Linked DNA regions of Homo sapiens: region 2 is linked to region 1. A link is an interaction called in ENCODE POLR2A ChIA-PET data of the cell type or tissue named here. Cell type or tissue: GM12878. All regions are shown on one strand. Each heading gives the region's core, and the rest is flanking DNA. Links, peaks and the distances in the headings are about the cores only.

Region 1 (5,379 bases), core at 83-5,082:
GGATTACAGGCATGAGCCACCGCGCCTGGCCAAGAAAAAGTTTTTTAATTAAAAAAAAAAATAAGGCTGGGCGCAGTGGCTCATGCCTATAATCCCAGCACTTTGGGAGGCCAAGCTGGGCAGATCACTTGAAGTCAAGAGTTTGAGACCAGCCTGGCCATCATGGTGAAACCCAATCTCTACTAAAAATACAAAAATAAGCCGGGCGTGGTGATGGGCGCCTGTAGTCCCAGGTACTCGGGAGGCTGAGACAGGAGAATCACTTGAACCCAGGAGGCGGAGGTTGCAGTGAGCCAAGATCACGCCACTGCACTCCAGCCTGGGCAACAGAGCAAGACTCTATCTCAAAAAAAAAAAAAAATTATAAAAAAATGTAAAATATATATATATGTATATAATTCTAGCTAGACAGAATGAGATCACAGGGGACTAAAACTAAATATAAATATAGAAGAGGTCTAAACATATGTCCCTGAAACACTGCCTCATTTTTTAGAAGTTGGGGCAATGAAAAGGAACCAACAAAAGAAACTGAAAACAGGCAGTAATATGCCAGAAACAAAGGGAAGATTTCAAACATGATGTTATCAACCACATCAAATGCTGCTATTGCTTCTACATCCACTGAGATTAGGCTTGAGAACTAGGGAATTTACCACCAACAAAGTCACTCAATAATCTCAAAAAGAGCTGTTATGGTAGAATGAAAGAGAAAAAAAGCAGATTGTAGTGGATCCAAACAAGACAGGGAGCGCGGATGACAACAAATATTTACCTTTTTGGAGAGGAGTAACTAAAGGAAGATGTGGCATTTGGAAAGGTGTTTTTTTAAAGATGGGAGATATTTCAATACATCTATATGCTGATAGGGATAATCCAGTAGAAATGGGGAAATGATGCAGCTCATTAGAATGCAGGAGAATGAGATGAATACTGAAGCAATGCAATGTCCTTAAAAGGAGAAAGGAGCACGAGTGGAGACCATGATGACAGAATAGTAGGAAAGGCAAAGTATGGGTAAAGATACAAGGAGACGTATAAAAGTTTTATTCTGATCGCTTTCATTTTTAACATACAGGAAACAAGGTCATGAGCTGAAAATGAAGAGGAAAAAAGGGAGGCTAGAGGTTTGACGAGAGGTATTAAAAGTAATCTGTGGTGATTAAATCAGGAAACGTACTAGGATTACAGAAGGATTAGGCCAGGTGCAGTGGCTCACGCTTGTAATCTCAGTATTTTGGGAGGCTAAGGCAGGTGGATCACTTGAGGTCAGGAGTGAGAGTTCGAGACCAGCCTGTCCAACGTGGTGAAACCCTGTCTCTATTAAAAAAAAATACAAAAATCAGCCGGGCATGGTGATGGGCGCCTGTAATTCCAGCTACTCGGGAGGCTGAGGCAGGAGAATCACTTGAACCTGGGAGGCAGAAGTTGCAGTGAGCCAAGATCGCGCCACTGCACTCTAGCCTGAGTGACACAGTGAGACTCCATCTCAAAAAGCGAAAACAAAACAAAACAAAACAAAAACAACCAGCAACACAAAGGGCCCTCCTTAGGTCAGTGGTCATGAATTTAAAGGGAGAGCCAGGTCAGCTTGGGTGTGTTTTCCTCAAAGCATGCTCAACTTCCCAGATGTATGCTGGAACAGATGGAGAACTGGACACAAAGGGTGTGGGGGTAAGGGTTTGGCCAGGTGAATTACAACAGAAGAATGCCGCAAGGGAGTTGAATGTGTATGAAAAGGCAAAATTATAATAGTGGACCACAAATTTAAGGCAGGGTAAATACTCCAGTGAGGACATGGAAGGAGGTGGTCTTGGGACAGCAAAGAGGTGATGGCAGCAATGGATTACAGATCGCAGACATACAGAAGTACTGTTGAAGAAACGTTTACAGCCATCCCTCGGTATCCATGGGTGATTGGTTCCAGGAACCCTGCCCCACCCTGGCCCAAATCCCCAGATGCTGAAGTCCCTTACATACATAAAATGGCACAGTATTTGCATATAACCTAGGCACATCCACCTGTATACTTTAAATCATCTCTAGACTATGTATACCTAATAAAATATAAATGCCATGTATAATTGTTATACTGTAGCTTTTTACCCTTTTTGTTCTGTTTTTTCTTTTTAAATACTTTTTATCCTTGGCTGGCTAAATCCTCAGATGTGAAATCTGATGATTTGGAGGGTCTACTGCATTTTATGGAAGGAGTTGGAAAGACAGGATGCTGAGACCCCAGTGGAATTAATGAAATTGTGTCTATGAAATATCCTCAATAAAGCATGGGCAGTTCTGGTTAAAATGTTATAGAACTACCTTAAAGACTAAAGAAAAATCTCACCCTGGGCAAAGTGAACCTGCAAGATAAAGGAAACTGGAAGGCTAAATTGGAGCTGGAGAACTGTATCACAGGAATTATAGCTGGAGCTTCCTAGACATAGAATCCTCAACCACTTCCAGCACTCCTGAAGAAAGAGTCAGCTTTGCACAACCTCGCCAACTCAGAAGGCAAAAATGCCAGATCACAATCAGATAAGCCACAATAAAACTATACCTTCCCCCACCTTCCCCCCTATATCTTTTCTCTGTAATCCTAAGCTGCATCCTGAAGTGGTAGGAATACCATACTGAAGAAGACCTGGCAAAGTAAAAAGAGAAGCCAACTAAGTACGACTCTTCCTCCAAAACAAGCTTCTAGGTTCAAAGCAGTTTTGAGCCAAAGAAAAGTTCTGAAATCTACAAGAGTTTGAACACTACTATACTGTACCTTTTAATGACTAAAATAAAACTATTATTGACAAGTGACCAGAAGACTTTTTGTTACCTAAAAGTGACTTAAAAAGCTATCTGATCACGCTAAAAGCTCATCTAGAAGCAGAGAAAGACTTAGTCTACAGGGAGAGTTTTGAAGGCACAGTGAAAGTTGTATTTTGCTTAAACCTTACCAAGTTCCACCCATTAAACCTTTCAGTTCCACAGATACCCATAAATTCCCTCTATATATACGGTGTAAAACATACACAATGTTGAATGTACTCAAAATTCATTTTTGCTTTACTAAACAAAAAGTGAAAGTTTTATTAAGTCAAATGAAACAAAAATAATTTTATGTTGTTGTTTTTATTTTTTTATTTTTTTCTTTGAGACGGAGTCTCACTCTTTCGCCCAGGCTGGAGTGCAATGGCGTGATCTCAGCTCACTGCAAGCTCTGCCTCCCGGGTCCATGCCATTCTCCTGCCTCAGCCTCCCTAGTATCTGGGACTACAGGTGCCTGCCACCACGCCCGGATAATTTTTTGTATCTTTTAGTAGAGATGGGGTTTCACCGTGTTAGCCAGGATGGTCTTGATCTCCTGACCTCATGATCTGCCCGCCTCAGCCTCCCAAAGTGCTGGGATTACAGGCATGTGCCACCATGCCCGGCCAGTTGTTTTTTTTTGTTTGTTTTTTTGTTTTTTTGAGATACTCTTGCTCCATCGCCCAGGCTGGAGTAGAGTGGTGCCATCCCAGCTCACTGCAACCTCTGCCTCCTGGGTTCAAGTAATTCTCCTGCCTCAGACTCCCAAGTGGCTGGGATTACAGGCCTGAGCCACCGCGCCCGGCTAACTCTTGTATTTTTAGTAGAGATGGGGTTTCACCATGTTGGCCAGGTTGGTCTCAAATTCCCGAACTCAGATGATCCACCCACCTCGGCCTCCCAAAGTGCTAGGATTACAGGCGTGAGCCAGGGCACCCTGCCTGTTTTGTTTTTTTTGAGATGGAGTCTCGCTCTGTTGCCCAGGCAGGAGTGCAGTGGCGCAATCTCGGCTCACTGCAGCCTCTGTCTCCCGGGTTCACATGATTCTCCTGCCTCAGCCTCCCAAGTAGCTGGGATTACAGGCATGTGCCACCATGCTTGGCTAATTTTTGTATTTTTAGTAAAGACAAGGTTTCATAGGCCAGGCTGGTCTCGAACTCCTGACCTTAGGTGATCCACCCACCTCAGCCACCCAAAGTGCTGGGATTACAGGAATGAGCCACCACGCCCGGCCAATAATTTTATGTTTTAGTACAAGATAAAAAAATTCGATCATACAGATTAAATATGAAATCACAGCATGAGTTTCTAAGTGGGTAAGCAAGAAAACAGATATATCAGGGCTCATAATTTAGTTATTTCAAAGGTACCTAGATTTAATATGAAATTAACCTAATACTTTCTAGGAAAAAGAGGGAGTATGTTTTACCATAATCTATTTGACTAAAATACATTAACAGGTATTTTACAGTGTCAGGATTAAGACAACTTATTACCAAGTCTTCTTGGCATTTCAATTCAGGAACTCCCTTTGGATGAGGGCCCAAAGCAGTCTCAGCTAAATCCTGCACTACTCATTATTTGTTAGTATTATAGAAAGATACAAGTATACTTAAGCTTTGAACCAAGGTAGCAGGATGCATAAAACTAATAATTTAAAAGCTAAATTCCTCGCCTGGCACGGTGGCTCACGCTTGTAATACCAGCACTTTGGAAGGCCAAGGTGGGCGGATCACGAGGTCAAGCGATCGAGACCATCCTGGCCAACAAGGTGAAACCCCGGCTCTACTAAAAATACAAAAATTAGCCAGGCATGGTGGCACACGCCTGTAGTCCCTGCTACTCGAGAGGCTGAGGGAGGACAGTTGCTTGAACTCAGGAGGCAGAGGTTGCAGTAAGCCGAGATGGGACCACTGCACTCCAGCCTGGCGACAGACTCTGTCTCAAAAAAAAAAAAAAAAAAAAAGCAATCCGGGTGTGGTGGCTCATGCTTCCAATCTCAGCACTTTGGGAGGCTAAGGCAGGCAGATCACCTGAAGTCGGGAGTTCGAGACCAGCCTCACCAACATGGAGAAACCCCGTCTCTACTAAAAATACAAAATTAGCCGAGCATGGTGGTGCATGCCTGTAATCCCAGCTACTCGGGAGGCTGAGGCAGGAGAATTGTTTGAACCGGGGAGGTGGAGGTTGCAGTGAGCCAAGATTGTACCATTTCACTCCACCCTGGGCAACAAGAGTGAAACTCCGTCTCAGAAAAAAAAAAAGAAAAGTTAAATTCCAAGTTTTCCCAGGTAGTATGAAAAACATAAGAAAAAAATGCCCTCACCTAACTAGCAAGTAAATATTAAGAATAAGCTTGACCGGGCACGGTGGCTCACGCCTGTAATCCTAGCACTTTGGGAGGCCAAGGTGGGTGGATCACCTGAGGTCAAGAGTTTGAGATCAGCCTGATGACCATGGAGAAACCCTGTCTTTACTAAAAATATAGAAATTAGTCAGGCATGGTGGCAGACACCTGTAATCCCAGCTACTCAGGAGGCTGAGGCAGGAGAATCACTTGAACCCAGGAGACAGAGGTTG
Region 2 (5,379 bases), core at 188-5,187, 73 kb before region 1:
ACGGGTCTTGACTCTTTATCCAATTTGCCAGTCTGTGTCTTTTAATTGGAACATTTAGCCCATTTACATTTAAGGTAAACATTTTTATGTGTGAATTCGATCCTGTCATTATGATGTTAGCTGGTTATTTTGCTCGTTAGTTGATGCAGTTTCTTCCTAGCATTGATAGTCTTTATAATTTGGCATGTTTTTGCAGTGGCTGGTGGTACCAGTTGCTCCTTTCCATGTTGAGTGCTTCCTTCAGGAGCTCTTGTAAGGGAGGCCTGGTGGTGACAAAATCTCTCAGCATTTGCTTGTCTGTAAAGGATTTTATTTCTCCTTCACTTATGAAGCTTAGTTTGGCTGGATATGAAATTCTGGGTTGAAAATTCTTTTCTTTAAGAATGTTGAATATTGGCCCCCACTCTCTTCTGGCTTATAGAGTTTCTGCCAAGAGATCTGCTGTTAGTCTGATGGGCTTCCCTTTGTGGGTAACCCGACCTTTCTCTCTGGCTGCCCTTAACATTTTTTCCTTCATTTCAACCTTGGTGAATCTGACAATTATGTGTCTTGGAGATGCTCTTCTTGAGGAGTATCTTTGTGGCATTCTCTGTATTTCCTGAATTTGAATGTTGGCCTGCCTTGCTAGGTTGGGGAAGTTCTCCTGAATAATACCCTGCAGAGTGTTTTCCAGCTTGGTTCCATTCTCCCCGTCACTTTCAGGTACACCAATCAGATGTAGATTTGGTCTTTTCACATAGACCCATATTTCTTGGAGGCTTTGTTCATTTCTTTTTACCCTTTTTTCTCTAAACTTCTCACTTCATTTCATTCATTTGATCTTCAATCACTGATACCCTTTCTTCTACTTGATAAAATCAGCTACTGAAGCTTGTGCATGAGTCACGTAGTTCTTGTGCCATGGTTTTCAGCTCCATCAGGTCATGTAAGGACTTCTCTACACTGTTTTTCTAGTTAGCCATTCGTCTCATCTTTTTTCAAGGTTTTTAGCTTCTTTGCGATAGGTTCGAACATTCTCCTTTAGCTCGGAGAAGTTTATTATTACCGATCATCTGAAGCCTTCTTCTCTCAACTTGCCAAAGTCATTCTCTGTCCAGCTTTGTTCCGTTGCTGGCAAGGAGTTGCATTCCTTTGGAAGAGAAGAGGTGCTCTGATTTTTAGAATTTTCAGATTTTCTGCTCTAGTTTCTCCCCATATTTGTGGTTTTATCTACCTTTGGTCTTTGATATGGTGACGTACAGATGGGGTTTTGGTGTGGATGTCCTTTCTGTTTGTTAGTTTTCCTTCTAACAGTCAGGACCCTCAGCTGCAGGTCTGTTGGAGTTTGCTGGAGGTCCACTCCAGATCGTTTGCCTGGTTATCACCAGCAGAGGCTGCAGAACAGCAAATATTGCATAATGGCAAATGTTGCTGTCTGATCCTTCTTCTGGAAGCTTTGTCTCAGAGGGGCACCTGGCTGTATGAGGTGTCAGTCAGCCCCTACTGGGATGTGTCTCCCAGTTAGGCTACTCGGGGGTCAGGGACCCACTTGAGGAGGCATTCTGTCCATTCTCAGATCTGAAACTCCGTGCTGGGAGAACCACTACTCTCTTCAGAGCTGTCAGACAGGGACGTTTAAGTGTGCAGAAGTTTCTGCTGCCTTTTGTTCAGCTATGCCCTGCCCCCATAGGTGGAGTCTACAGAGGCAGGCAGGCCTCCTTGAGCTGTGGTGGGCTCCACCCAGTTCGAGCTTCCTGGCCGCTCTTTTTACCTACTCAAGCCTCAACAATGGTGGATGCCACTCCCCCAGCCTTGCTGCCACCTTGCAGTTCGATCTCAGACTGCTGTTCTAGCAGTGAGCGAGGCTCCGTGGGCATGGGACCCTCTTAGTCAGGCGCAGGATATAATCTCCTGGTGTGCCTTTTGCTAAGGCTGTTGGAAAGCGCAGTATTAGGGTGGGAGTGTCCCAATTTTCCAGGTACCATCTGTCACGGCTTCCCTTTGCTAGGAAAGGGAATTCCCCGATCCCCTGCGCTTCCCAGGTGAGGCGATGCCCCGCCCTGCTCCGTGGGCTGCACCCACTGTCTGACAAGCCCCAGTGAGATGAACCCGGTACCTCAGTTGGAAATGCAGAAATCACCCTTCTTCTGCGTCGCTCATGCTGGGAGCTGCAGACTGGAGCTGTTCCTACTCAGCCATCTTGACATCAACCTACTCAGGCTTTTTCTAACATCTTCCTTTTCCCACTTAAATCTGAAGTATTTAACATAAAAAATGTATCCATTATTATGGTAGGGGACATAAGAGAGAATATTATATTGGCTCAAACATGAAAGAGTGTGCAATATAAAGAGGAAAGTAAAATATGTTGAAAACTACTCTTCCATTCTTTAATATCCACATTTCTTCTCCCACTTGTGTAAGAGTAACTGCCATGTTCATCTTTCCCTCTCTTTAATAATCTTCCTCTTTCTCCTCCCACTCTTCTTCTTTATTTCTCTCTCTGCCTCTTCCATCTCTCTCTCTCTTTTTTTTTTTTTTGAGACAGAGTTTAGCTCTTGTTGCCCAGGCTGGAATGCAATGGTGCGATCTCAGCTCACCACAACCTCCGCCTCCTGGGTTCCAGCAATTCTCCTGCCTCAGCCTTCCTGAGTAGCTAGGATTATAGGCATGCACCACCACACCTGGCTAATTTTGTATTTTTAGTAGAGATGGGGTTTCTCCATGTTGGTCAGGCTGGTCTTGAACTCCTGACCTCAGGAGATCCGCCTGCCCTGGCCTCCCACGGTGCTGGAATTACAGGCATGAGCCACCGTGCCTGGGCCTTTTCCATCTCTTTATCCATATTCCCTAAACTCTTCCTTAGCTCCCTAGAGTTAGAAATAATGATGCTGTGACACAAACACAGCAGGTTTTCAGTGTATTATAGATGATGGACTGAAATGTGTATTTTCATTCTGACTTCTCTCTTGAGTCTACTAGACATTTATATCCACCTGCTAATAAGCATCTCTTGCAGTCTCCTGGCACCTCAAACCAATATAGGCAAACTTGTATATACTGTCTTTTTCCTCCCATCTATTTCTATGTTACTCTTCTCGGTGGGTGGGACCATTATACACTGTTTATCAAGCAATGCATACTAAAATTCTGTCCTACTACGTACAGTTTTCTGAATAAAACCATCCTGTAAAATGCCTTCTTACATTTAAGCAAATCTTTACTGTTATTCAAAATAATATGAGCACATAGACTTTTTAAAAATCAGTGAATATACACATTGGAAAGCTGAAGTGGGTGGATCACCTGAGGTCAGGAGTTTAAGACCAGCCTGGCCAACACAATGAAACCCCGTTCCTACTAAAAATACAAACATTCGCCAGGTGTGGCGGCACATGCCTGTAGTCCCAGCTACTTGGGAAGCTGAGGCACAAGAATCACTTGAACCCAGTAGGCGGAGGTTGCAGTGAGCCAAGATTGTGCCACTGCACTCCAACCTGAGTAATAGAGCGAGAATCTATCTCAAAAAAAAAATAAAAAAGAATCAATGAATAATAAAAGACTATTAACCAGGTGCAGTGGCTCACACCTGCAATCCCAGCACTTTGGGAGGCTGAGGCGGGCAAATCACAAGGTCAGGAGTTCAAGACCAGCCTGGCCAATATGGTGAAATCCCATCTCTACTAAAAATACAAAAAGTTAGCTGGGCATAGTGGCGGGCGCCTGTATCCCAGCTACTCGGGAGGCAGAGGCAGGAGAATCACTTGAACCTGAGAGGCGGAGGTTGCAGTGGGCTGAGATCGGCGCCACTGCACTCCAGCCCAGTGACAAAGTGAGACCCTATCTTAAAAAAAAAAAAAAAAAAAGACTATTAAAAATGGCAAATCTCTGACCTGTGCCTCTCCATCTCTTAGTGGGAACTGTTTTTAACTTACCAAGCTGCTTCTTCTGGTATTTACCTTTTTTTTTTTTTTTTGAGAAGGAGTCTTACTCTGTCACCAGGCTGGAGTGCAGTGGCACAATCTCAACTCACTGCAACCTCCACCCCCCCAGTTCAAGTGATTATCCTGCCTCAGCCTCCCGAGTAGCTGGGATTACAGGCATGCACCACGACACCCAGCTAATTTTTGTATTTTTGGTAGAGATGGGGTATCACCATGTTGGCCAGGATGGTCTCGATCTCCTGACCTCCTGATCTGCCCACCTCAGCCTCCCAAAGGGCTGGGATTACAGGCATGAGCCACCGTGCCCAGCGTGGTATTAACTTTTATAATTGTAAGTAAGATGCCCATTGCTACTTCTCAAATTATCAATTTTTAGACTACTTGGTATAATTAGCTATCTTTTTTTTTTTTTATTGAGACAAGAGTCTTGCTCTGTTGCCCAGGCTGGAGTTCAGTGGAACAATCTCAGCTCACTGCAACCTCCACCTCCTGGGTTCAAACGATTCTCCTACCTCAGCCGTCCTATCTTTTCTTAAATAATCTTTTGTTTTCTCTGAATAACTGCTAAGCTTTTTTAATTGCTTAGTTTTTTTATGTACCTATATCAGATCTGTAAAACACCTGTAATTTCCAAATACCTGAACATATTAATAGATGTACTGATTCAAATATTCTTTTGGTTTCTTCCTAGCCTCTTGCTTCAATCCTAACTGCTCTAAGTTGGTATGTTCTGTTTCTGTGAATCATGTCTTCCTCTTCTCATCCTTCTCACTTATGTTGTAAAATCATACACATACTCCCCTGGCTTCCTAAGAAGTGGGACACAGAATGAAAATGTTTTAATTCCTTACATTTGATATTTGATTGATCGTTTAGTTGAATATAGAATACCAAGACAAAAATCTTTCCCTCAGGATTTTAAAGACACTATTTCAGTATCTGCTAACTTCCAGGGTTGTGAGAAGTCTGATGACATTCCAATTTTCCTTCCTTTGTGTGTGATGTATTTCCCTTCTAGAAGAGTTAAACATTTTTTTCCTTAACTCTTGGAATTCTCAAATGCCACAGAGATGTTACTTGGTTTGGTCCTTTTTCATCATTGTACTGGGGTCTGAATGACCTCTTTCAAACTGGAAAATGTTGTCCAGGAAAATAATAGTACCTATACCATGGGACTATTGTGAAAATTAAACAAAACACTTAGTATACAGTAAGTACACAATGATGCTGATGATTAATATTTTTCCAAATTTGCCAATTGATTTGATTATTGCTTCTTGCCTCTCAATCCTTCCTTTGAAGTTCAACTTCCTTCTTCAGAAAGTACATACTCAGGCCACGCATGGTGGTTCGTGCCTGTAATACCAGCACTTTGGGAGGCTACGGCAGGCAGATCACTTGAGATCAGGAGTTCGAGACCAGCCTGGCCAACATGGTCAAACCCGACTCTACTAAA

What was found. Peaks named below come from ENCODE experiments on the same cell type or tissue, not always from the same donor. Only the 100,000 strongest peaks of a DNase experiment are listed, where the experiment ranks them.
Region 2: POLR2A ChIA-PET joins it to region 1 with 6 read pairs; 16 of 35 experiments call an interaction of 5 or more read pairs at or near these places.

The regions. Positions count from the first base shown.
Region 1 is chr5:131,268,141-131,273,519 of GRCh38, reverse strand. All of the region lies in intron 1 of CDC42SE2 (CDC42 small effector 2), which reads right to left. Among named protein-coding and RNA genes, the nearest start is that of CDC42SE2, 6.8 kb to the right of the region's middle. RefSeq lists an enhancer at 589-668. In GM12878, for the core only: no CTCF peak of the experiment used is centred there; no DNase peak of the experiment used is centred there; H3K4me3 peaks cover 4,046 bases; H3K27ac peaks cover 3,980 bases.
Region 2 is chr5:131,340,855-131,346,233 of GRCh38, reverse strand. All of the region lies in intron 2 of CDC42SE2 (CDC42 small effector 2), which reads right to left. Among named protein-coding and RNA genes, the nearest start is that of CDC42SE2, 79 kb to the right of the region's middle. In GM12878, for the core only: no CTCF peak of the experiment used is centred there; no DNase peak of the experiment used is centred there.